2 separate regions of the Homo sapiens genome follow, and region 1 is linked to region 2. Evidence: chromatin loops called from intact Hi-C (ENCODE). Cell type or tissue: endothelial cell of umbilical vein. All regions are shown on one strand. Links, peaks and the distances in the headings refer to the core of each region. The heading gives the core; the rest is flanking DNA.

Evidence for each region. Peaks named below come from ENCODE experiments on the same cell type or tissue, not always from the same donor. Only the 100,000 strongest peaks of a DNase experiment are listed, where the experiment ranks them.
Region 1: a loop joins it to region 2, with 2.6 times the contacts of the local background. A loop is called at or near these places in 2 of 110 quality-filtered maps.

The regions. Positions count from the first base shown.
Region 1 is chr7:120,315,742-120,327,014 of GRCh38, forward strand. The region is part of intron 1 of KCND2 (potassium voltage-gated channel subfamily D member 2); the gene reads left to right. Among named protein-coding and RNA genes, the nearest start is that of KCND2, 48 kb to the left of the region's middle. In endothelial cell of umbilical vein, for the core only: no CTCF peak of the experiment used is centred there; a DNase peak (open chromatin) is centred at 5,080.
Region 2 is chr7:120,396,935-120,408,207 of GRCh38, forward strand. The region is part of intron 1 of KCND2 (potassium voltage-gated channel subfamily D member 2); the gene reads left to right. Among named protein-coding and RNA genes, the nearest start is that of KCND2, 130 kb to the left of the region's middle. In endothelial cell of umbilical vein, for the core only: no CTCF peak of the experiment used is centred there; a DNase peak (open chromatin) is centred at 5,577; H3K27ac peaks cover 1,510 bases.

The sequences.
Region 1 (11,273 bases), core at 1,105-9,104, 82 kb before region 2:
TGTTTTGTGGTTTTTCCATAAGCAGTGTGTGTGTGTGTGTGTGTGTGTGTGTGTGTGTGTGTGTGTGTGTGTGTGTAATATTTGAGATTTTTAAGACATAGTGAGATGGACTAAAAATTTGATCCATTGAAAACTGATGAAAATTGAAGGTGATTGAATCTTTAGGTAACATTTCCAAAGGTGTTTGTGGATGTATCAGAATTCCAGATTTCTGGAGGGAGGAGGCACACATTGAAACATAAAGAAGGAAAGTATACAAAAACAAATTCATACATACCTTAAACATTCATTGATGGTGCTCAAAGTAGGAAAAGGTGGAAATATTTGTTTATTCCAAAAAACTAAATACATTCATGGTTCGTAATAGATCATAAAAAACTAAAATTTGGCGTTTATCTTCCATTTTAGAAACCTAAAAGAAAAAACTATACTCTTTTACATTTGCCTTAACATTTCTGTCAAGAGTTGGAAATCCAGGTGCTTCTGCTTTCTGTACTACTTTTCTTTGCGCCTATTAAAACTCCAATTTTGCTTTGAGAGAAAGAAGAATGATTCTACTTCTCAGAATATTTAGCTAGCTATGTGATGCAGAGGCAATTTTCAGATTTACATTCTTATCACTGCTTCTGTAAGCTCAATTATTTTAACAAGGTCTTTCCAATTTCCCCTAATGTTTTTCATAACTACCTTGAACTTACATTTAAATCAAAACTCATTTGTGAAATAACTCATTTCTCCTAGACTTTTGAAGCTTTCAGCATCACACGTGTAGGAAGTTACTGTTTCTATGTGTAAAAGTTTGGTATAAATGTTTCCTTTTTATTCCAATGGATTTATTAAGTGTTAGCCAAAGCCACTCATGTAAATTTTAGGTTTGCATTTTTATTAGTTTATTTGCAATTTGTGTTGACATATTGGCCACTTATTCTGATTACGATGAAAAAAGACTAAACTAAGCCTTTAAAACAGGTGTACTAGAAGTGTCCATGTGTAAATTTTTTCATTTGACCAAGAATGATATCTTTTTTTTGTTGTACTGAATTATTGTACTTTATGTGAAGGAAAAAAAATCAGATTGTGACATCCTAATTGCAGATAATTTTTTTTTTTTTTGGGACGAGGTCTCACTTCATCACCAGGCTGGAGTGTAGTGGTGCAATCTCAGCTCACAGCAACCTCTGCCTCCCGGGTTCAAGCGATTTTCCTGCCCCAGCCTCCAGAGTAGCTGGGACTATAGGCGCATTCAACGATGCCCAGCTGATTTTTTGTATTTTTAGTAGAGACTAGGTTTCACCCTGTCAGCCAGGATGGTCTTGATCTCCTGACCTCGTGATCCACCCACCTTGGCCTCCCAAAGTGCTGGGATTACAGGTGTGAGCCACCACGCCGGGCCCTAATTGCAGATAATTTTTATGAATCATTTATATATTCAACACTTTATTGAACAGAAGTATTATATATATCAAACTTCTTCAATAAACTGTTAGGAACACTTTGACCTGCTTTTATTATGAGTTGTAAATATTCTGAAAAAAACATCAAAATGATGGCATCAAATTCTCTAACATATGCATTAATTGTAAATTAGGTAATTTTTGTATTAATATTTCATTAACCTTTACAATATTTCAACCACTATGTATATATATGTATCATACCTAACTCATGTCAATTGTGTCTTTAATTATTAATTGTGTCTTTAATTATTACATTTAATTTTTACATTTTTCTCCAAAAAAGGAATGCATTTTTCTGTATTCAGTGTGAATTATGTATCTTTTACCAACAACATCTCATTCTAATTAAAAGTACCTATTACATTATTTAGTTCTAATATACCTTATTAGTTACTAGTTACCCAAAATTTAAGGATAGGTTTAGAATACTGCAAAGTACAACAAATTGGTTTTCATCCTTATACTTCATCCGCATTTGATTTGTGTAACTCTATGATATGGCTGAGATTGCAGTACATGGCTTCAGAAATTAAATTGTCTTTAGAGATTATTGCTTCTGTGCATGTGTAATTAAGTGTACTCATTATTGTCTATAAAGCCGTAAAACCCCACAGTTTTATGGGAAGAATATAAAGCCAATGATTTCAAATCAATCAGTTGGAGAGAATTCTGAGATGTTCCAACAATTAGTTTTGTGAAAAACTTTAAGATACACAATCTTCCTGCAGTCAGCCTAGATAGATAAAGTAGTAAAGGCTCTGCCATATTAATTAAACAAGCATTCATTAAGCACCTGCTGTGTATTTGCCACCATGTTCTCTAAGGTGTGAGGGTTGATGTCAGAGATGTCAGAGGGTTATGAAATGTTAGATTTGAAAAGAATTTTAGAGTAAATCTTGTCTAATTTTTATTCTTTATTGCTGAGACCTGGAAAATGCAAGTGGCTTCAGTTCTCACATCTAAAATTAGTATCAACACTAGAGTTAGAATGCACAAGAGAAAACAAAATTATATTGAGTGGACCTAAGAGTCAGAGTGGGTGTTGGGTTGACTACAAATAGTAAAGTGTAAACTGTACAAATTACATAGTGATGCCATAGGAAGCAAAGTCAAAGAATGATTACATATAAAATTTGATTTATATCACTAAGTCTAGATCATAATCCTAGGCTCTTTCAGAAATAATGTCAAATACTCTCATTGATTCTATATGAAAGGTGAATAGCATTCTCTGTGAATTGGGGCACTCATAATGACCAAAACTGTGCTGAATCAATACTTTTATAATACTTTAATAAATTATAACATCAGTCACAACACTTATGTGTTTGGCAACATATTTATTTGCTTTGATAGCATTGTTACTTGTTCATTTGGCCTGGAAAATTCCTTGAAATAACTCCATGGTGTTCTAAATCCAGAGATTGAGAACCAAATAAAATCTGATGAGAAAGTTTTTTCTTCAGTGGTGTGTTTAACATTTTAGTGCTTCAGGATTAACTTCCAGGTCTCATGTTATGAAGAAATACCAGGAACGAAATACTTTTTACCAATATAAACAAATGAAGTTCATATTGAATACTAGCATATCAGATTCAGAAGATGGCTTTTCACATGTTTGTACTGATCTTTGGAACAATGCATTAAACATTTAGAAACAAATAGAACATCATTCACTTGTTGGGTGAATAGGAAGATTAAACATAGCAATAGGAAGATTAAACAAACTAACCTTATGGTAAACTTCAAATATTGTAAAGATGATTTGTAGTTTAAAATATTCACTTATAATTTTGTTCTATTATCATCACTACAATTCAACAGATTTGCTCAGTTTTCCTTTCACCTATTACTTCTCACTCCTCTCCTTCCCTATCATAGTTTTACTACATGGAAGCATCAGAGCGTTTAATTTTATATTTTCTAAGCTGCGTTTCCTTCCCATTAAGCTAGCTAATAGAGATGACTCTATTATCTTTCTTCCTGAATGAACTCTAAGTTTGCTATTTGGTTTTTTTCTTATTTCCTCTAAAGCCTTCTAAAATAATCTCAGGCATCCCTCCAGAATCATTGTGGAGTAACAAGGGCATAGCTATGGAGGTACTTTTTATTTTTAATAGACAAGTAGAAAAAATTACACATTTTCAAACAAATATCAAGTAAAAAATGGGACACATACCTTGCATTTACTCTTCTATCACATATACTTTCTATATTAGAATAGACATTCTTATTAACATTAGGCACAGGCTCTGGGAATTGAAATTTATTCATACAGTAGATAATCTTTTAGACATATTGGTTATGAAAAGGAAGGAGAATTGGATACAGTAACCCAGAAGCAAGTTCTTTTTCTGCTTCTAAAGGCAGGTCAAAATAAATAACACTCTTGCCGATATATCTAAAACATACCATGTTTTTACCTCTTCTTCATTTAAGCCATTGAAACAACACAGTAATTTCAAACATTTCGGAATCATTTCAAAAATATTGTTAAGATAATTAGATAGCCAAGAAGATAAGTTGTGTCAAGAAACTAAAGATACAATTTAATGTAATTATGGTATTTTTTCCATTCTTAATATAAACATTTTGCCATCCATTTAACATAGTAGAAGCCATATAATCAATATTATATTTTATGTTTTTAATCTATATATTCTAATTAGTATCATGCTGCTTTTAAAGCCATGCAGTTTTTTGTTTTTTGTTCTTCTTTAACATGCAGAGTTTAGTTGGTTAGCATTGAATGGTAGAGAACGTATATTAGTTTAGGCCTATGAAAATGCAAAAGTGCAAGATTGTTATTAATTTGATTTAAATAAATACTGAAATTAAAATATATTGAGTCACTCAGTTTACCTGAGTGGTCCTGTTTCATCTTGCGCTTGTCAGTTGGTACCACTTGTACAATAACAAACATTGAAAAAAATTTGAATTGGGAGTATGTGCCAGACACTGGAGATACACAGAAATTGTGTAGGGAAGACAGGCACGTAATATAGTAATATAAGTATAATAATGGATTGTATAGAAGTACAGGGGTGTTACAAAGCAAATTATTATATCTGCAAAGGAGAGTTAAGGAAAGATTAACTTCTATAAGAAGTGTCACTTTGGTCTAGCCTAGTATAATGGATGTGACCCTACCATTGTCTAAGATTGGAATGGGCACCCAGGGACTAGCAGATGTGAAACCTGTAAGTGTGAGAATTTGGTATGTCTAAGGAATGGCAAGTGGTTCAGTGTGCGAAGCTTACAGTGCAGCCAGGGTGAAGAGATGAAGGTGGCAAATTAGGGAAAAGGCCTTTCCACTCTACAAAAGGACTTTCACTTTATCCTGTCAAAGACAGGGGATCACTAAGGAATTTCAAGACAAGAAGTAACAATGTAGCTGCACTTTGGAAAATTGATTGAAGCAGGGTTGACATTGAAAGCAGGAAAGTCAATTAAAAGTTTATTGTAGTGGTTTCAAAGGAAGAAAATGAGAGTGAAGATGTAGTAAAGAAGAGAGACACATTTAGAAAGCAAAAGCAAAGAACTAAGAGTCTAAGTGGAAATAGGATTTAGAGGAAGGGAGGTGATTGCTCTGTCGCTAACCTGGCTGATAGAGTCAGGGGTAGAACCATTAATCAAAATACAAAAATGCAGGAAGAGCAAGTTTATTGGAGAAGATAAGTTCACTGGGGGTATATTAAGGTTAAAGCGTCTGTGGAAATGTAAGCTTCCTGCAAGGAAATAGCTTATGAATGAGTGAAGAATTTTTCAGTGGGCTTTTGTTTCCAAGTTTCGAATCTAGGTCAGAAGTGAGTGTTTGACAGTGCCCAATTCATAGTACCTTCCCAGCATTAAATGCTAACCTTTTTTTCCTGTATGTATGCATTTGTAAATTAATCCATTCAAGATATTTTTGTAGATTTTTGCTATGTAGGCATTGTATATATATCAGTAAAGAACACAGCCTCAGCCCTCCACTATTTTAATTTAGTAGGAAATACTAAGAAGTAAACTAATAATCATAATAACTTGTGACAAGTGCAGATTTACTACATTCTCATATACAGTTACATCTATCTATGTTTTTTCTGTATTCATCTTTGGATTTTATTTTGTTTTGTTTTGTTTTTGTGTTGTTACATTGTTTAGGCATGTCTTGAACTCCTGACCTTAAGCAATCCTCCTGCCTCAGCCTCCCAAAGCTTCAGTGTTATAGGCATGAGCCACTGCTCCTGGCCCAGGATTATTTATTTGTTAGAAAGTTACAGATTTTTAACATAATTTGTCTAAGGGCTTTATATTTTTGGATATCAATATACTTTATTTAAAAATTTATTGTCCACTTATATTTGAATATTATTTTTTTTCTTGTTACTGAAACTATAAAAATGTGTTTATACTTTTAAAATATCTCATATTAGAGATTACAAAGGTGAAAGTACATTGCATTGTGCCTAGCATGGAATATACACACAAGCAACACTTTTTCTTCCATTTATTGACTTTGCTCTGGAGTCCTTTTCTTTACATATACTGCCTAATGTTCTTTTTATGTCCAACACGCTTGCTGTTCCATATTTCATGATTAAGTCTTTTATAAAAGAAACCAAATTTTGGGTATCTTTCTGTCCTCACCAACCTAATCACAGTTAATCATTTCTCAATAAGCATTTGTTGAATACTCCGTATAACATTCGGAAGATGCTAAAATACATAAAATATGTTCCAAGTGCAGTATGGAAGCTCAGAGAAGATGATGTTAATATTAATGAGAAAATATGAGTAGGAAATTCCCACAGAAATATCTACAAAAAATGATAAGGATATTGCAAGTAGAGAGAACAAGTTAATGATTCATAGGCATTAAATTATGTGTATTAAAAACAAAGTAAAAAATCACAAATACCTTTAAATTTAGAAAATAAAGAAAATTTAATATCAAGTAAATTAAATATTGATATGTCAGTAAAAAACCTTTTTTTAAAAAAAAGCATAATTAAAATCAATGGAGGAAATAAGATGTCCTAGTTCATAGCACTTTTCTATGTCAAATATAAGCTGCTTGGATTTAATAGGCATATAACATTTAGAAATATAATGTAAATCAGCAGCCACTTGTTCTATATTACTTTGCAGATGGGGAAACTGAGACTCACGGATATAAATTGCTTCACATAGGTAGAACATCCTCAGTGACAGGATAAAAACAAAACCTAACTCCCTTTCTTTGTCTACTGCTCTTTCTGCTAAACATCATTGACAGGTATAGCATAAGTTAAAGTTTATGGTGTTTTAAGGAATACAGTTCATAAAGCAAACAAAATTATTTCTAGTTATTTCTAATGTAACTTATGGTTGTGATTCTACAATTTTGTGTAGCTTGCATAATGAGATGTTATGCATATTTCAGATTTTTTTCATTTACAAAGGAAATATTTATTTTAATTTTGTCACTGGCATTGTCTAACATCTAAAAAGTCTCCATATCCTGTTCTCTGGGTGTTAACTCCGGTTAAGAATGAAAGATGGCACTCCTCTGTGTTAGCTAGTTATTAGCATTTTCTATGTCTTGAGTAAAACTCAGTAACTTTGTCTTTTGATAACAGAAAATCTGTCTGAATACACGGTGTTTAAGGGTTAGATCAATCAATTCTTTGTTTTTTATCTAGTGCCATTAAATTGAAAATTTTAAATTAGATTCTAGATATTACTAAAATGAATGCTTTAATTATAATTTTCTGATTTATAGTATAAAATAAATAGTTTTAAAACAAAGTCATTGATCAGCACAATGATGTTTTGTTTTTAAGTTCTGGGATACATGTGCAGAACGAGCAGGTTTGTTACATAGGTATACATGTGCTATGGTGGTTTGCTGCACCTATCAACCCATCATCTAGGTTTCAAGCCTCGCATGCATTAGGTATTTGCCCTAATACTCTCCCTTTCCTTACCTCCCACCCCCGACAGGCCCTGGTGTGTGATGTTCTCCTACCTGTGCCCTGTGTTCTCATTATTCAACTCCCACTTATGAGTGAGAACATGCGGTGTTTGGTTTTCTGTTCCTGTGTTAGTTTGGATTAGCACAATGGTTTTATTTATTTATTTTTTTATTATTATACTTTAAGTTTTAGGGTACATGAGCACAACGTGCAGGTTAGTTACATACGTATACATGTGCCAAGCTGGTGTGCTGCACCCACTAACTCGTCATCTAGCATTAGGTGTATCTCCCACTGCTATCCCTCCCCACTCCCCCCACCCCACAACAGTCCCCAGAGTGTGATGTTCCCCTTCCTGTGTCCATGTGATCTCATTGTTCAATTCCCACCTATGAGTGAGAATATGTGGTGTTTGGTTTTTTGTCCTTGCGATAGTTTACTGAGAATGATGATTTCCAATTTCATCCATGTCCCTACAAAGGACATGAACTCATCATTTTTTATGGCTGCATAGTATTCCATGGTGTATATGTGCCACATTTTCTTAATCCAGTCTATCATTGTTGGACATTTGGGTTGGTTCCAAGTCTTTGCTATTGTGAATAATGCTGCAATAAACATACGTGTGCATGTGTCTTTATAGCAGCATGATTTATAGTCCTTTGGGTATATACCCAGTAATGGGATGGCTGGGTCAAATGGTATTTCTAGTTCTAGATCCCTGAGGAATGGCCACACTGACTTCCACAATGGTTGAACTAGTTTACAGTCCCACCAACAGTGTAAAAGTGTTCCTATTTCTCCACATCCTCTCCAGCACCTGTTGTTTCCTGACTTTTTAATGATTGCCATTCTAACTGGTGTGAGATGGTATCTCATTGTGGTTTTGATTTGCATTTCTCTGATGGCCAGTGATGGTGAGCATTTTTTCCTGTGTTTTTTGGGTGCATAAATGTCTTCTTTTGAGAAGTGTCTGTTCATGTCCTTCACCCACTTTTTGATAGGGTTGTTTGTTTTTTTCTTGTAAATTTGTTTGAGTTCATTGTAGATTCTGGATATTAGCCCTTTGTCAGATGAGTAGGTTGCAAAAATTTTCTCCCATTTTGTAGGTTGCCTGTTCACTCTGATGGGAGTTTCTTTTGCTGTGCAGAAGCTCTTTAGTTTAATTAGATCCCATTTGTCAATTTTGGCTTTTGTTGCCATTGCTTTTGGTGTTTTAGACATGAAGTCCTTGCCCATGCCTATGTCCTGAATGGTAATGCCTAGGTTTTCTTCTAGGGTTTTTATGGTTTTAGGTCTAACGTTTAAGTCTTTAATCCATCTTGAATTGATTTTTGTATAAGGTGTAAGGAAGGGATCCAGTTTCAGCTTTCTACATAAGGCTAGCCAGTTTTCCCAGCACCATTTATTAAATAGGGAATCCTTTCCCCATTGCTTGTTTTTCTCAGGTTTGTCAAAGATCAGATAGTTGTAGATAAGCGGTGTTATTTCTGAGGGCTCTGTTCTGTTCCATTGATCTATAACTCTGTTTTGGTACCAGTACCATGCTGTTTTGGTTACTGTAGCCTTGTAGTATAATTTGAAGTCAGGTAGTGTGATGCCTCCAGCTTTGTTCTTTTGGCTTAGGATTGACTTGGCAATGAGGGCTCTTTTTTGGTTCCATATGAACTTTAAAGTAGTTTTTTCCAATTCTGTGAAGAAAGGCATTGGTAGCTTGATGGGGATGGCATTGAATCTGTAAATTACCTTGGGCAGTATGGCCATTTTCACGATATTGATTCTTCCTACCCATGAGCATGGAATGTTCTTCCATTTGTTTGTATCCTCTTTTATTTCCTTGAGCAGTGGTTTGTAGTTCTCCTTGAAGAGGTCCTTCACATCCCTTGTAAGTTGGATTCCTAGGTATTTTATTCTCTTTGAAGCAATTGTGAATGGGAGTTCACTCATGATTTGGCTCTCCGTTTGTCTGTTGTTGGTGTATAAGAATGCTTGTGATTTTTGCACATTGATTTTGTATCCTGAGAGTTTGCTGAAGTTGCTTATCAGCTTAAGGAGATTTTGGGCTAAGAGAATGGGGTTTTCTAGATATACAATCATGTCATCTGCAAACAGGGACAATTTGACTTCCTCTTTTCCTAATTGAATACCCTTTATTTCCTTCTCCTGCCTAATTGCCCTGGCCAGAACTTCCAACACTATGTTGAATAGGAGTGGTGAGAGAGGGCATCCCTGTCTTGTGCCAGTTTTCAAAGGGAATGCTTCCAGTTTTTGCCCATTCAGTATGATATTGGCTGTTGGTTTGTCATAGATAGCTCTTATTATTTTGAAATATGTCCCATCAATACCTAATTTATTGAGAGTTTTTAGCATGAAGAGTTGTTGAATTTTGTCAAAGGCCTTTTCTGCATCTATTGAGATAATCATGTGGTTTTTGTCTTTGGCTCTGTTTATATGCTGGATTACATTTATTGATTTGCGTATATTGAACCAGCCTTGCATCCCAGGGATGAAGCCCACTTGATCATGGTGGATAAGCTTTTTGATGTAGCACAATGGTTTTAATTAATAGGTGAAAATAATAACTTGGAAGAAAAACTGATAATATTTTAAAAATAGAACCAGCCATTTAAAAAAAGTGGTGTTGGTTTGAGTTGAGATTTTTGGAGTTTATGATCACTGAGGTGGCATTGATGGGTACTGCTATGTGGGGTCAAACTTGGGTCCTAAAGGAACCCTGTATTCACAGCAGGAGAAGAAAGCTGACATCAAAGGGAAAGCAGGAGAATAATAGTTCAATTACCAGTGAAATTAGGTACACTGGTTTTCAAAGTTTTTCTTAATTGTACAAATTGATTTTTTAAAGACATGAGCTTGATAAATGAGAAGTGGTTGGGCTCACATAAACATTTATAAATGAAAGTATTTTGGGGATCATTTTGTTTACTGAAGTTAATGTATTATTAAAATATCATTGTATAGAAATGTAAATACTTATATTGAGTAAATATAGAACAGTTTGTATATTAAATATGCACTTGATTGGGGAGGACTAATGACGAATGTACCTATGCAGATGTTGCCTACTCTTCCTTTGGGCTGCCTAGAAAGAGCACTCTGATAAATTCAATGTAACCTTTTTAATACAGTTTATTAATAAATGTTTTATTACTTTATGACAGAGAGTAGAGAAATGACACTCGTTTTAACTTTGTTCATTGACAGCTGGTAAACAAACAGGCAGACATTTCTGGCTTAATTACAAAAATAGAAAAGTGATTACAATAATATTCATAATAATCTATTTTTAAGTGACTTTTTCGATTACAACAATATGCATAGATGTGTGTAAACATTCATGCATATTTATAAAGTAAAATCAAGACTAATTGGTAGCTCATTGTTGAAGGGAAAATATATTCTATCTTGTCTTCAAAATAGAGAATTAGAAGAACACTTCAAGAAAGTTGTGCAGATAATTATATTCAGATTATATGAGAATATGGATACAAAATGATCAAAATAAATATTAATATTTTTCTTCCACATGTTCTGCAAATATGTATGGAAATATAAATATTTGTATTTGTTTGTCTTTATCTTTTGTCTTGCCTACAGGAAAGTAAACTGCAGGAAAGCAGCAATATGGTCTGCCTTGTTTACAGCAGCATAACCTTTACTGCTAACAGTGTCTAGACCTTGGGGATTGTTCAGTAAGCACTGATAGGTGAATGAATAATGTACTGAACTATCTAATAAGTGCAGAACAAAACAAATGTGATCTGTTGCCTTCATGTCTAATAGATCTGGTAGGGCTAGGATTTAAAAAATCAAATACATCAATAAATATTTATTTACAATTGTTAAGTGATGAGGAAAA
Region 2 (11,273 bases), core at 2,087-10,086:
TCCCTCTAGGCTTTGGGAAGTCAAGCTATCTATTTTTAATTATTTACAATTTGCTTTAAGTTAATCTTCCCAAGTTGTTCCTGCATTGCTTATCTGATTTTCTTTCTTAGTTTATCTACACGATCCTAGGAAAGAAGGCCCTATATCTATGAACAGACACCTGCACTGTAGAATAAATACTAAAGTATTACCTTGACCCTGCACTAGGATGAAAGAGACTATGGACCAGCCAATATGATTGTCCATTTAAACAACTAATATTAGCACAAATCAAGTTCAGTTTGGTGTCTTCCATTAAACTCATTCATCAAAATAGAAAATGTCATTTCAGTAAGAAGCAAAATATACCCAAGAATATTTCTACAGTCCCTGGTAGGTATGATTACAAATATCAACAAATTCTCCACTTATCTGGTCGGTAGTTGATGCTACTTTCACTTACTCCACTGATATAGTTAAGGTCTTTTGGCCACAACTACAAGGTATGGATTAAAAAGTTAGAAATCATAAGGATTGTTTCTTTATTCTGCATGTATGATGAGCCTCCCAAAGTTATTGACTTTAAAGTTCTCAATTGTAGTATTATAAGTCACTTCTACATTTTGCTAAGTTTAATAATATTCTTCAATTTCTTTAAAATGTATTGATTAACAGCTGAATCATAATTTTTGTTGCTCTGTTTACTTGATGATCAAGGCCAAAGTCCAGTAAAAAGCGACAGGAAGTGTATATTCAGGTTGTAGATTTAGCATTTCTGTTAGATGAATTTTGTAACCTACAGTTTACTTAACAATATATAATTAACATTGTTCCCCATATGATTAAATATTTTTCTATATTGTCATATTGGTAAGATATTTCAGATGTTTTACTTTTCTACCTATTTAAATATATTTGTGTAGTAAATATAGAGTTAAACAATTTAAATTATTTACTGTTAGCAAATTCCTAAATTCCTAAAAATTGATTGCTGTTTCCAAGGACTTGTACAATTTTGAAAAAAAGTACATATACATAACTATATGTGTGTGTATATAAGTGTGTGTGTGTGTGTGTGTGTGTATATATATATATATATATATATATATATATATATATATATATTTGCTCTTTTTCCAGCCAAATATGTTTTAGTTAATTAAATTTCAGCTAGCTGGTTGTAAAGTTGGCTACGTTCTGAATGCATAGCATGGCAATACTAGGAGATTTTATATGTATATACATATATACACACACACACACACACATATATATATATTTAACAGTAAGATGACAATGACCTCATAGAAGTGATAATAGAAAATAAGAACTAATACATCTTGTAAATGAAAAATAGCAAAAATATATATTGAGAATTATCTTGGAAATCATATGAAGCTTCTCTTCTATGATCATTAATTCATTCACCTTTTTAAAAAATTATTTACTGAGCACCTACTATTTTCCAGGCACTGTGCTAGATGACTAGGATACAAAGACCAGTAGGCCATTATCTCAACTTTGTGTCTGTGCAGAATATGTTTACATAAAACAGATTCACTTCTATAAAATGGCTGCAAGAGATGCCTGAATGAAGTGTCTCTAGAGGGAGTGAGTGGGGAAGTTTGTGGAGGCTTTACAGAAAAAATAGTATTTGATCGAGCTCTACTAGTGTAAGTAGGAATTTGTCAAAATGCAAAGATATACAATGCAAACAGTAAAAGGTGTTTTTGTTTGATTTGTTTTGTTTTTAATGAAATGAGGTGGTAGTCAGAAGTATGTTTTGTGTCTACCTTGAATGTGGAGTCACCCACACCTTGCTAAGAAGTTCAGTAATTTGTGCAAAAAGTGAGAAAAAGTTTTTCAATAAAGGAGTGACAAAATGTTTGTACAAGGAAAGTACCCTTAATGGACTAAAGTAGAGGAGAAACTGGTGGCAAGAAAACAATAGGGAAACTGTTAGAGTAGGTCATAGGATAGAGGCCATGTCTTAGACGTGGTGAAAATGAAGAGAAGCTGATAAACCAACCAGCTTGTTACGCTGCCCAGTTCTCTCCCCTCCATAAAGCCTTTTTTAAATCACTCCAGCTGAAGCCAATCTCACCTTTTGCGCTCTTTGCTTGTACTTCCTCTTAACACCCACTTTACATTATCTTAAATTATAATACGTATGTCTTTGTCTCATCAGCTTACAGGACATAAGGCCTTTATTCATCTTGTATTCCCTTTAGTGTTGGCTATTGTATATACTATATAGTAGAAGCATAATATTTTTAAATATTTTATATTTAATATGATATTTAATGATTGGTAGTTGTAACAGCGTATTTGGCTCAGTGATAACTATTATAGCATTCATCACATTATATCGTCTCCCTGACAACATGGGATCAGACTCTGTCATCAGAGTTTATGGTGTATTCATGGTTCTTACATTACATAAGAGAAAAAAACATAGAGAAAAAAACATTAGAGGAAAAAAACAAAGGGCATCTTGCATTTGAGAAAATATAGGTTTTACTTTTACTACTTAAAAATAAAAAATGTTAGCTATCCTGTCATTTATGTAATCTGATATAAAACCTTTAACTTCTCTCTATATAGTATTGTGATCATTGTATTAAAATTTCCCATGTTTCCAAAAACTCCACTTAAACATTTGGAAATAGTTAACAATAAATAATGTGTAGATGCTTCAAAGATTTGTTTTTTATAATGTTATTCTTCACGTAATAATTTTCATATATATTTATCCAATAATTTAACCCTAGCTAATTTTATTTTTACCTTATTTATTTATTTATTTATTTATTTATTTATTTATTCATTTGAAACAGAATCTCCTTGTGTCACCCTGGCTGGAATGCAGTGGTGTGATCTCGGCTCACTATAACCTTGGCCTCCCAGGTTCAAGCAATTCTCCTGCCTCAGCCTCCTGAGTAGCTGGAAGTACAGGTGCCTGCCACCACGCCTGACAAATTTTCATATTTTTAGCAGAGACAGAGTTTGACCATGTTGCCCAGGCTGGTCTCAAACTCCTGACCTCATGTGATTCTCTTGCCTTAGCCTCCCAAAGTGCTGGGATTACAGGCATGAGCCACCGCACCCGGCCTCTAACTAATTTTATAAATTAAAATTTCAGTGACATTGTGTCCATGAAACACCAAAACTCAATTATATTATTTCAAAACATGTTATAATGCCTTACGGAACAGCAGCAAAAATAGGGGTCAAAGCATTTTGACTATTAACATGACTCTTTTGTTTTGACTTTTTAGGTTACACTTGAACACAACAATTTGTATATTAACACATATGCCATATTTAAATATCTGAATGCAAAAGGGTTCTACAATAAGGAGGAGTACTTTAGGCTCCTTGGAGAAAATTTTAAAAAATGTATTTTATGACTTTTTTTCACTATAAACTAAACAGCAAACAACCATACTCCAATAAAGCAAAGTCATGTCACTAAAGTTACTCAGCTATCAAACAACTTTTCAGAATCACCAGAACTGAAAGTAACACGTTTCCATGTGTATCTATTGATTGTCTGTCTTTCCCACTGGAAGGTAATACACTTTTTTCAAACTGTCTTTATACTCCCATAGCCTGTTAAATGACTGGCTCCTAGAAAGCAACAAATTGTTTGTGAAATCAATTAATAAAGTAAATAATTATTTAATCAATTAAAGTAAATAATTATTTAATCAATTAAACTACCACTGTGTTTACCAACAATCCTCAAACTTTAATGTGCATAGAAGTTATGTGCAGAACTTCATTTTAAAATGCAGATATCTAACTCCTGCACACATAGATTCTAATTCAGTAGGCTATGCAGTCTGTGACTGTGCATCTAACAAGGACACCAGTGTTTCTCATTTGGAGCAAAGATCACTCTTTAAAAATATTGATATAAATAACACTAATGAGATCAAGAAAACTTCTTGATTCAGATAACCTTTAGCAAATCTTTGGGCAATTAAGTGTTAATTGATTGTGAATAAAGAGGGTCAAATTAAATGAGCACTGCATGTACTATTAAAAAAAAAAAAGAAGAAGAAGACCTAAAGTGACCATGGGGCACTCTGGTAACTTCTCTGATTCTGTGCCTCTTAGATTTGTGAGGTCAGCATGAGTAGAAGGTAAAAGACAAATTTGGTAATATGGACAGATTACAGGACAGCCTATGGATCCAGTGTTCCAATTGGACTGCATTTGGTGTCACTATCCCATGGTTCAAACTGAGAGAAAAGCAGGGAGCAAAAAATCTAGGACAGATAGCACGGTAGCATCTCAAGATACAGACCATGCAGCTGTACTGACATCAAAAAACGGCCTGAGTGTGACATCTAATCTCAAGACAAACCTGTCTTTTTTCAGTTCCTATTTTAAGCTGCCTTTTTCATGTTAGTAAATGGGAACTAGGGAAGTATGTGCTGTTCCCAGAGTTAGATATGCTTTTGAGGTACTGCCCATTGTGGAAAGTTACATCTAAAACATTTATACTTTCTAATTCACCATAAAACCTTTTAAAAATACTGTACAAATTTATGGACTCTGAGCCAGTTCTACTAAATCAGTATTTCTAGGGAGCACACAGTGGGAATCCATATATATGAGCTATTTAGGTGATTTTGATGATTGACCAGGTATGGGAGCTGTGGCTTTCAAAAGCTTTGATAGATATTTCATTATTAGAAATATTACTGTGTTTATAAGGCGTCAGTCCTCTTCCCCCCATCTTTAGCCACACATTTCTGCCTCTGACACAACTCTTCTCCTCATCTGTTGTCTTAGTAGCCTTCTGTCCAAAATTATCTTGTTGTAGATTTGCTTTGTTATTCTATCCCTTTCCTATAGTAGCACTTTCCTGTATTCAGTTTTCCATCAATTTTGAGTCTAAGACTTATTTTTCTATCCTTTCTTTCTCTCTGAATAACTTATATCCTAAAGCACATTGAAATTGCATGTCATACTGTTATACATACCCCACCACTCTTTTTAAGTATATCCTCATTGGTAGTACATCAGCTGGGCTTAATTTCTAAAAACAAAATTAGGGCCCGATGGCTCAATATTTCTGAATAAGTAACCAAAATTGTTATTGTTATAAGAATGTAAGAAAAGGGTGACAAAATGGTGAATTGCTTTAACAAACGGAAAATGAGTTCAGAATGAAGCAGAATGCCTAAGACATTTTACATCTTGACTTGTTTTAACAAGATTCTAATGCTTTGTATTTCATTTATAGAATAGTTATAGCTTCCCATTGGCTCTGTGCTCCCATTTACTCAGCTACTGTAAATAATAGCCATCAGCAAAGCTTTTGAAATCTTCAGATGAAAGGAACTTAAATTAAGGAAGCTTCCCATGTGCATCCCTTCCCCCACAAAAAAGGATGCTAAGAAAACAAAGAACGGGGAGTACAACGGAATGATTGTAGTAACTGAATGCATTCCAGCTTTTGAAAACGATAAACATTTATTTTCTGACCTAAGTGTTGTTGTTTTTAATTTTTTTAACTTTTTTTTCTCAGTTGAAGCAGGCGATAGTGGATATTATCTTAAGATATGAAAGATATTGAAGGAGGCAGTATCAAGTCAGTTACACTATGTGGATTAATGTTGCAGTAGTTTCTTTCTTTGGTTATTGCCAAGCTAGTTGCTATTTTCAGAGTATTAGTCACATGCTTCTGTACCTGAGAGTGAAATTTTTCATTTCCCTCTAAAGATGATTCATTTTGTTTCTTACAGGAAGAACTTTGATAATAAATTCCAGTGTACTTTTAAAAATGTTCCCAGGGACTTAAAATGAACCTGCAAATATTTAATTTTATATTATCTTTTTGACATAGTTTGCTTACATAATCTACATATTTTGAATAGATGATTAGACCAAGGGAGCTTGCAGTAGATAAGGTTAAAATCTTAATGAAGATTAAACATCTTCTTTTAAAATCTCCTTATATTATTACTGTTGAGTGACAGAATAGATATTCAATCCTTTAAGCCAAGAATGTATAATGGGACTGGTATGTAATAAGTAAACTTGGGAAGCATAACTGGAAATACAGAAGATACTGAACTTACATAACAATGTGTCTGAACTTTAAACGTTTTTGCTTTCCACAGTCTGGCTTTCTCTCCTGCATTGTCCATATGTAAAGATGACTTAGCCAAAGCTCCCAAGCTCCCAAGAGTTGACAAATTCTCCCTTCCAGGGATTAACCCAAACCAAATTATAATATCTTAATCCCAATTCCAAGTTCCTAAAAGAGAGAATTTGTGACTGAGAGAAGAGGATACTCTTCTCCCTCTGCCAGCTAAGAAGATGTCTGAAGAGATGGCAGCTACAGATTGGCCCAGAAATTTAGTCAAATCACCCTATTATTCATGTTTTTTTTTTTTTTCTTTTATAGACAGAGTCTCCCTCGGTCACCCAGGCTGGGGTAAAGTGGTGCGATCATGGCTTACTGCAACCTCTGCCTCCCGTGTTCAAGCAATTCTCCTGCCTCAGCCTCCTGGTAGCTGGAATTACAGGCGATGGCTACCAGGCCCGGCTAATTTTTTTTTTTTTTTTTTTGGTCTTTTTAAAAGAGGCAGGGTCTCATCATGTGGTCAGGCTGGTCTCAAACTTCTGACCTCAAATGATCCACCTGCCTAGGCCTCCCAAAGTACTGGGATTACTGGCATGAGCCACCATGCCAGGTGATTTTTTTTTTTAACGTAAGACTTATAATTGAAAACAATTTCACATTCAAATTTTTAATTTAATTAAAACAACATGAAATACAAGTAAATAATTTTGGGGAAGAAAATACATTTATATAACAACACATATGTCTAATTTTATTGATCAGAGTGACATTTTAAAATGTTTTTTCCAGATATAAACAATGACTGTTTTTTGTTTAGTGAAATAGAAATTTAATTCTTCTTCTGCCTATAAAAAAAATTAAAATAACAAGATTTTTTTAAAAGAATCTCAAGGTATTTTTGCACATTGAGACTAATGTGAAGAAAATCATTTTCAGAATTTTTATTGTGAAATACAAACATGATTTTTTTTTCTGTAAAGCATATTCATTAAAACTATGCTTGGAAATTAACATTTCAGCAGAAACCACACATAAAATTTCAGTTTATTAAGACAAAAAAACTAGAGAGTTTGGGCTTTCTTGTTTTACTAATAATGACATTCTGTTTTATTTTCTGACAAGTTTACTGACAGGGCTTTAGAGGTAACTTAACAGTATCTGTACTTACCTGTCAGCCAGGAATGAGTCACTCCTGAATTTACTAAAAATGACATCATCAACATGGTTTAATAATGAACCTTGGGGAAGATTTTATGATACTGTGTGACACGAGACCCTCTCATTAGTGCCATAGGTTTCATTAGTACATGTCATTTTTTCCAACCTTTGCAGCATTACTGGTTGAATACAGCATATTCTGAACATCTCTACATTTGTGACATCTCTTAATGTCACATTTCTTTATTTTTACAAAAGCTGTTTATAGCTTGTTGGATTATCTAAACATGTTTAAAAGATGAGGAAATACTGTAAAGCAAGGAAAATGAGAAAAATTCATAGATTTGCAGGAAAAAAGAAAGAAAAACTACACAGATAACATTAGGCCAGGGAAATGCTTGTTTCCTGTTAGTCCTGATACCCGTGGAAGGCAAACTTCTATCAGGGCATGAGCCTGTGATTCAGGCTAGGGTTCTAAACCCAGCTTTGCCAGTAATAACCTATGTTACTCTTAACCTTTCTTAGATTCATTTTTGATATGTGTGATAGAGGATGAAAATTCTAGGATTCTCTTTGATTAGCACTGATTTTTGGGGGGGGACCTTTGTGAATTTGTCTTTTGTAGCTCCTCCTCCTTCCTTCCCTTTCTTCTCTTTCACAAATATTGATGGAGCAAATAACAAATGCCCTGTATCATAATGGGCATTGCAGATAAAATCAGGCACCTCATTTTATATATGTAAAGATAGATAATATAATTACCATACACAAGTAGATTCAGTCACTCCAAAGTTACATTTGACTCTATAGAAAATCCCTTTGGGAATGAATTTAACAAAGTCTGGATGCTGTTGTTTATTTGCAGTTAACAAGATAATGAAGAAAAATTGTCAGATTTGTGATTTAAGTACTTCCATTTATATTTTATGAATTATCTTAAGGAAGCAAAAGATCTACATTTTTTTTCAAAGGGGCCAGAATTAAAAATGTCCAGTACAGGTTTAGTCTTTTAAAAGCCAATGCAAGTAATAAAGGTTGTGTTAAATTAAGTCCAGTCCATCATTCGTCATTTTCAATTTTAAAGCTAACATTTACCATGTGCTAGTTCAAGCCAACTTTACAAAGCCTGTCACTGTGATATCTAATGTGGTGAATCCCACTTGAGTTTCTAATGTCTTCTCCTGACATTTCTTCAGGAGTGACTGATAGTGCCACAGGTCCAGATGGACTGAATAGTGGGGATTGATACTGATACAAATGAAGCTTAGAAACAAGAAAGAGTTATGGAAAACACATCTTAGTGAAAGATCATGTCTTATTCTGATGACTTGTTTAAAATACAACATAATTTTTCCATGATGTTAGAGAGATAACACATTTCCATGTATATTTCCATAAATGTTTCAAGTAAAAATGGGTAAATAAGCACTAAAAGATATCATTCACATGCACACAGTTATAAGGTTATATCTGCAAAATTTATAACTATAGATATCACATCAAAATCAAAATTAAGAGAACAGATATTTTTAAAAACCTTCTTGTTTGTCAGGTGGTTACTGAACTACTTGTCATCATAGGACTAATTTGTCTTTCTAAAGGTAAAATCATGACAGATATTAAGTGTAGAATGAAGGTAGGAGTATTCAATACATTTTGTGGTATTGGTTTAGACACCAGGAAAGCTCCTGGGAAAATTCCATATGCTAGTGAAACTATAAATTGCATTGAGTGTTTATTGGTTTCTGTCATGGTATAGTAGGTATTGGTTAGTGATTTTTTTAAAAAGGAAAATTCATTTGTTTGTAGCTTTCATTTCTCAGTTATGTGTTTTCAGGAAGGTGCATTTGTCTTATGAAGGTGGTATAAAGGAACTACTTTAGAATTCAGTTCTCATCACAAACAAATATCTTAATGTAATATATTTATTTTTTCCCAGGGAAGCCAGAGAGGCATATGATATCTGGTGAATAACTATGGCCTACCAATCGTTAAATAAAATGGACACAATTTACTTTTACTTCTTGAAAAAAATTTTCCCCATCAAAAGGATCATTAATTCAAATAAAATTCAAAGTGGTGTATTTAAAATACACACTTTTCTTCTAGTAATCTCAAAATCAACCTGGTTTGTACAACATAAAAGATGTAAACTCTCAATCATATGAAATTTTCTTTCACTGCATTAATATTCAGTGAAGCTTGTGATTTTAGCAAATCTCTTCTGCTGGTTTAGAGGGAACAACAAAATATCAGGCTTTTAGGGTGTGCTTCCAATACTGCCCTGGGTAGACATGGGGAGAATTCAGGTCATAGAATTTAATGACTTTTTTTCAAAAGCAAAACACATGCACACTAATAATTTAAATAACCTTTCTTGTCAACAATAGAAATATGTAACACAGCAATAGCTGATTAATAGCAAAATTAATGGTGTAGGCAATAATTGCTAAAGGAGTTCACAAGAAAAGATTGCTTTACTGGAGAGGTGAGATACACATTAATGCAAAGTTAGGAATTGAGCTGAGAAATGAAGAATGGAAACAGGGCAGGAAAGTCATTCTAGGATTAAGAAGTGTGAGAAATGCCCACAGCTAAGGCAGAGGGATAAGAAAGTAAAATGATCGTTTTTAAGATAAGAATGAGCATGGCTATATGAAGGGTATCTGTATAGAGTAGAAAAACTAGAAAATTAGCTTAGAGTCAGGATATGATGACTTTTGAATGCCTGGCTATGTGATTTTGTCTTTATCTCTTAAATCAGAATTTCACAGAGCACAGTCTTCAAAACAGTAGTTTCATAAGATGTGATAGCTATTCCTCGGGGATGCAGTAAGGGCGTGAGTGAGATTTTGAAGTTCAAATATATTTGGGAAATTCTCAATGAAAAAAAAAATTTCCTATAATACACCTTCATGGCGCTATGGTTGTATTAATGTGCATTGTGAAACTCCAAGAGGAAGACAGAGACCAGATGAACCCCCAAACACATTTGAATGTGAAATGTTTTTCCCGTGAATCATCCCACAGCGTAGATGTGTACATAGAACAAAACTTAGGAAATACTGTTTTTTTTGTCGCTGTTGAGCAGGAAGGTGAAGAAGTTTTATTGGCTCTATTGTGTGCCAACAGTTTATTAGAGAGTAAGAATGTAGAGATACATAAGAAGTACACATTATCTTGAAAGAGCTCATAGTGTAGTTATAAACAAACCCCCCAAAAGTGTGACAGCACTTCATGCATGCAATAATAAGACTCCAAAGGGAGAGGCAGGCATACTGTAGTGTTTAGGCACATGGACTTTGGATCCAGACCACTGATGCTTGAATTTTGGTTCCATCACTAACCAGCTATGTGGTATTGGATAATATACTCTCCTTTCTGTGCCTCAGTTTTTTCACCTGTAAAATGGACAAACTAAGACCAACTCCAGATGGTTACTATAAAGTTTATAATGCATATAAAGCATGTTAACAGTCTGGTATGTAATAACTTCTATGTAAATATTCAGTTATTATGTAGTATAAAAACTTTATAATATAAAAATATAATAATATAATATAGAAACCTTATAAAATTGTAATCATATTATAAAAACATTAACATATAAAAACATAAATGCCTTCATGTCTTCCAGAAATATGAAATAATTCTACATTTCTCAAACATACTATATGAAGAGTTAAGAGATGAAAGATGAGGCTGGAGAGATGTAGATGTTTTACTGAAAAGTTTGCACTTTATTGTGTAGGTGAAGAGGAGTCAAGGAATGATTCTAGGAAGAAAATCATGATCAGATTTATAATTTCAAAAAGTTATTCTGGTGACAAGCGAAGAGGCTCTTGCTCTTGCAACACATGTTTAAGAAATGGGGGCCTGTACCAAGGCTGAGTCAGGTAAAATGGAGAGAAAATATCTAGTCCAAAAATATTTAGGGAATATAATTATAAACCCATGATGATTGAAGGGATGCGAAGGAGAAGGAAGAATTGAGAATACATGTTGAGTTTGTAGCTCGAAATACTAAATGAAA